Regions from separate parts of the Homo sapiens genome. Here region 2 is linked to region 1. A link is an interaction called in ENCODE POLR2A ChIA-PET data of the cell type or tissue named here. Cell type or tissue: GM12878. All regions are shown on one strand.

What was found. ChIA-PET counts read pairs that join two places held together with the same protein. Peaks named below come from ENCODE experiments on the same cell type or tissue, not always from the same donor. Only the 100,000 strongest peaks of a DNase experiment are listed, where the experiment ranks them.
Region 2: POLR2A ChIA-PET joins it to region 1 with 7 read pairs; 8 of 35 experiments call an interaction of 5 or more read pairs at or near these places.

What each region holds. Positions count from the first base shown.
Region 1 is chr14:44,973,656-44,976,155 of GRCh38, forward strand. The region is part of intron 1 of TOGARAM1 (TOG array regulator of axonemal microtubules 1); the gene reads left to right. Among named protein-coding and RNA genes, the nearest start is that of TOGARAM1, 13 kb to the left of the region's middle. In GM12878, no CTCF peak of the experiment used is centred here; no DNase peak of the experiment used is centred here; H3K4me3 peaks cover 666 bases; H3K27ac peaks cover 793 bases.
Region 2 is chr14:45,231,808-45,234,307 of GRCh38, forward strand. MIS18BP1 (MIS18 binding protein 1) reads right to left here. Exons shown (of 17, transcript NM_018353.5): 7 at 926-1,013. Among named protein-coding and RNA genes, the nearest start is that of MIS18BP1, 20 kb to the right of the region's middle. In GM12878, no CTCF peak of the experiment used is centred here; no DNase peak of the experiment used is centred here.

The DNA.
Region 1 (2,500 bases):
TCTGAAAAACTTCAATGTTTCTTACAAGGCAGGTCTTACTAACAACAACTTCTTTCAATTTCTGTTTGTCTGAGAATGTCTTTATTTTTCTTCACTTGTGAAAGATTATTTCCCAGGGTATAGACTTCTAAATTGATGGGTTTTTTTTTTCTCTCAATACTTTAAATATTCCAATCCACTTTCTTCTTCTTTGTATGGTTTCTGAGAAGTTAGATGTAATTCTTATCTTTGCTCCCCTATAGGTAATGTTCTGTTTTGTTTTGTTTTTCCTTTATCTTCTTTCAGGATTTTTCTTTATTTTTGATTTTTTGTAGTTTGAAGATGATATGCCTAGGTGTAGTTTTTCTGACCTTTCTCCTGGTTTTTCTCTGAGTTTCCTAGATCTGTGGTTAGGTTTCTGACATTAATTGGGGGAAATTCTCAGTAATTATTGCCTCAAATATTTCCTCTATTCTTTTCTATATTCTCTTCCTAGTAATCCCATTATACATATGTTACACGTTTTGTAGTTTTCCCACAGTTCTTGTATATTCTCTTCTCTTTTTTTCAGGCTTTTTTCTTTCAGTTTTGGAAGTTTTTATTGTCACATCCTCAAGCTCAGAGATACTTTCCCCAGCTATGTCCAGTTTACTAATGAGCCCATTAAAGGCATTCTTTCTTTCTGTTACAGTGTTTTTGATTTCTAGGTTTCTTTTGTGTTCCTTCTTAGAAGTAACGCTTCATGACTTATATTATCCTTTTGTTCTTACATGTTGTCTTTTTTCATTATAGCCCTTAGTATATTAATTATAGTTTTAGAAAATTCTGGTATGTTAACTTCAACATTCCTGCCATATCCAATTCTAGTTATGATGCTTGTTCTGTCTTTTCAGACTTTGTTTTTCCCTTTTACTGTGCCTTATTATTTTTTGTTGATAGGTAGACATAATGTAAGTAAAAGGAACTGTGGTAAATAGTTTTTTAGTAATATACTGTTAAGGTGTGGGAGGTGGGGAAGTGATCTATAGTGCTTTAATTACACTTTTGATGAGCGTAATTTTATGGTTGGCATAAAATATCTTAGCATTTTAAAAAAGAGAATTCTTGATGCCTTTACCCCTTTCGGTGTGTGTGTCTGGAAAAAAAAGTTAATACAACATTCCTGCCATATCTGATGCTGGTTCTGATGCTTGTTCTGTCTCTTCAGACTTTGTTTTTACCTTTCACTGTGCCTTATAAATTTTGTTGACAGGTAGATGTGATATACTAAATAAAAGAACTGTGGTAAATAGGTCTTTAGTAATGTACAATTAAGGTGAGGGAGGGGGGAAGTGTTCTGTAGTGCTTTAATTACACTTTTGATGAGTGTAATTTTATGGTTGGCTCTCCCAATTTCTTTAGCATTTTAACAAAGAGATTCTTGCTTCCTTTACCCCTCTCTGTGTATATTTTTTATATACCAGAAAGCAATAATTTTGCTCCAAATTGCTAAATGATTAAAAACAGAATTTTCCCCTTTCTGTGTATGTTTTCATTAGCCACTTTGACACAGATCAACTGAAAACATCCAATAACTACATTATACTGGAATGAATGAACTCAATGGATGCCCCCCCACCAGGTGAAAGCCTAAACATAATATAAAAATAAATACTGAGTTGAAGCAAGTTTTATTTTCTGTTAGAGGGAATAGCTATGTCTAATATAAGTTAATAGATTGTATTAGTTTTAGTGTCTTTGAAGGGCAGTGTGCATCTTGTTAAAGGACTTAGGTTCCATATTTTCTCCATATTCCATATTCTTTATTTCCTAAACCACCGTTCCCCTTTTTTTGTTTGTTTGTTTTGTTTTGGATGGAGTTTCACTCTGTTGCCCAGGCTGGAGTGCAGTGGTGAGATCTTGGCTCACTGCAACCTCTGTCTCCCAGGTTCAAGCCATTCTCCCACCTCAGCCTCCCGGATAACTGGGATTACAGGTGCATGTCACCACTTCTGGCTAATTTTTGTATTTTTAGTGGAGACAGGGTTTCACCATGTTGGCCAGTCTGGTCTTGAACTCCTGACCTCAGGTGATCCACCTGCCTCAGCCTCCCAAAGTGCTGGGATTACAGATGTGAGCCATCATGCCCGGCTTCCCCTGCCTTTTTTTTTTTTTTTAATGAAGTGGGTTTGAACCATTTTTTTTTTTCAAGTGACTCAAAACAACACAGCTTTGGTATTAGGACAACTCCCTTGTTAACAATATAAGAATATTGGATATAATATTTTGGTAGTATTGAGAGTGCCATGATTTATAAAATCTTCTTAGTGAAGTCAACTGGTGACTACATTTAGTAGTTTTCTAGCCCTGTTTATAGATTTTTTTAAAATTATGAGATATGGTAAAGATAAAATGATTCCTAGATCAACTATACTGATTTCAGAATTGGTCTTTCTAAGAATGAATCTGATCTTGTAACCCACCTTTCAGAGTTCTCAAATCTCACCCCGATAACACTCACTTTGATTAACATCTTTCATTG
Region 2 (2,500 bases), 260 kb after region 1:
TTAAAGTCCGTATCCCCTATGAGCTCCACAAGGGCAAGAATAAATCAAATTCTTCTGTCTTTCACCAGCATCAACTATAGTGTCTGTAAAGTAGCAGACACTCCATAACTACTGAGAAAATGAATGAAAAAAAAAGGAGGAAGAACTGCACATTAGTATTTAATAACTGCATGCCTTCTGAAGGGTAAATGATTAGAATTACTCTTTGACATATGTCAAAAGTTTTATTTTCCTTTGAGATTTACTAAATACAACAGAAGTTCTAGTAAAATGTTATTGCTTCTGAAATGCTTCACAGACCAAAGCAAACTCCAAAACTGGCATTTCAGGCGGGCGCGGTGTCTCACGCCTATAATCCCAGCACTTTGGGAGGCCAAGGTGGGTGGATCAGGAGGTCAGGAGATCGAGACCATCCTGGCTAACATGGTGAAACCCTGTCTCTACTAAAAATACAAAAAAATTAGCCAGGTGTGGTGGCGGGCGCCTGTAGTCCCAGCTACTCGGGAGGCTGAGGCAGGAGAATGGCGTGAACCCCAGAGGCGGAGCTTGCAATGAGCTGAGATCGCGCCACTGCACTCCAGCCTGGGCGACAGAGCCAGATTCCATCTCAAAAAAAAAAAAAAAAAAAAAACAACAACAAAAAAACTGGCATTTCAAACAAATACCTAAAACAGGTGCACTTAATTAAATGTAAATTGTACCTCAGGCCAGGCACAGTGGCTCATGCCTGTAATCCCAACACTTTGGGAGGCTGAGACAGGCGGATCACTTGTAGCCAGGAGTTCGAGACCAGTCTGGCCAACATGACGAAACCCCATCTCTATTAAAAATACAAAAATTAGCTGGACATGGTGGCACACACATAATTAAATGTAAATTATATCTCAATAAAGTTGACTTCTAAAAACATAAAACAACATTTTACCTTAATTGTTCCAGAAAATTATCAATGTGCTCTTTCCAATTTTCTGGAAATCCAAACATAAATTTCCTTATGAGATAATTTGGATATCCTATTTAAGGATAAACAACAACAAAAAGTATTTAAAAGCCTAGAATTTTAAACAGATATCATTAATTCATTACATCATTCAAGAAATATGCACCTATTGCTTAATATGTGCCAGGTACTATTATAGATATTCAGAATTCGGCAGTAAACAAAGCAGACAAAAACTCCTATCCTCATGGAACTTGGCTTCTAATGTGGAAAAAAGTAGCTAACCAATAAGTACAATATCTTGTTTGTTAGATGGCTATGCAGGGACGGTGGACAGGTGTATCGATATGTCCATGGGGGAGTAAAGGGGTGAACAGCAATTTAAAAAAGGATAATCAGGGAAGTCTTCAATGAAATAGCATCATTTGAACAAAGTGATTGAGCTATGTGGCAATATTGGGTTAGAATACTGGAAACAAAACATAAAGGGAAAGGCAAGAGTATACCTGGCCTGTTTGAAACAATTAGGAGTCCAGTATACTTGAAGTGGCATGAGGAGGGGGTTAGAACTTGGGAGGCCACTCAGATGGGTAACAGAGGCAGTAGGAAGCATGAGAGATTATAATATAAGGCCTTAGAGTCATTTTATAGAACTGACCATTTACTTTGGACAAGATGAGAAGCTATGGAAAGATTCCAAGCAGAGGAGCTACAGGATCTAATTTACTTTAACTGGACTGCTAAAGCAAACTGCTATTTTGAGAAGAACCTGTGGAAGAGCAAGGGAAGAAAGAATGAGACCAGTTAGGAGGCCACTGTAATGATACAAACAAATTATGAGGAAAGTCTGGACTACAGTGATGCTGCAGAGGTCTGAGTTTGGGATATATTTTGGAGATATATTAATAGGATGTACTGACACACACACACTGATGTGGGTATGAGAGAAACTGAGAATTTAAGGATGCCTCCAAGAATTCTGGCTACTGGACACATGGAAAGATGGGGAAGAATATAGGTTAAGCAAATTTAAGGGAGAAGATCAGGTTTTAGATTTATTAAGTTTGAAATGCCTACAGACATCCTAGTGGAGATGTCAAATAAGCAGGTGGAAAATGAATTGGGTACTAAGGGGAGAGGTCTTGGTTTGAGATATAAAATTGGCATTCATCATCATATAAATTATATTTAATGACTAAAAGGAATCAGCATACCACGCAGTGTATTAAAAGAAAGAGCCCCAAGCTACCCCATTATTAGAAAAAATGGAGAAATACACAAAGAAACTAAGAAGGAAGAGGCAGTCAGGCAGCATAAAAATTGGAATATGGTATTAGAGAAGCTAAGTAAAGTATTTCAAAAAGGTAAGTATGATTAACTCTGTTCAAAGTGTATACTGAATGTAGCAATGTGGAGGCCACTGGTGACTTTGATACAGGTTGTTTTGGTGAAGAACTGGAGGTTAAAGAGAATTCAAGAAAAAAAAAAAGAAAATTCAAGAGAAATTAGATTTACAGAAGTAAATGTAAACAAACTATATGAATTGTTTTGCTATAAATG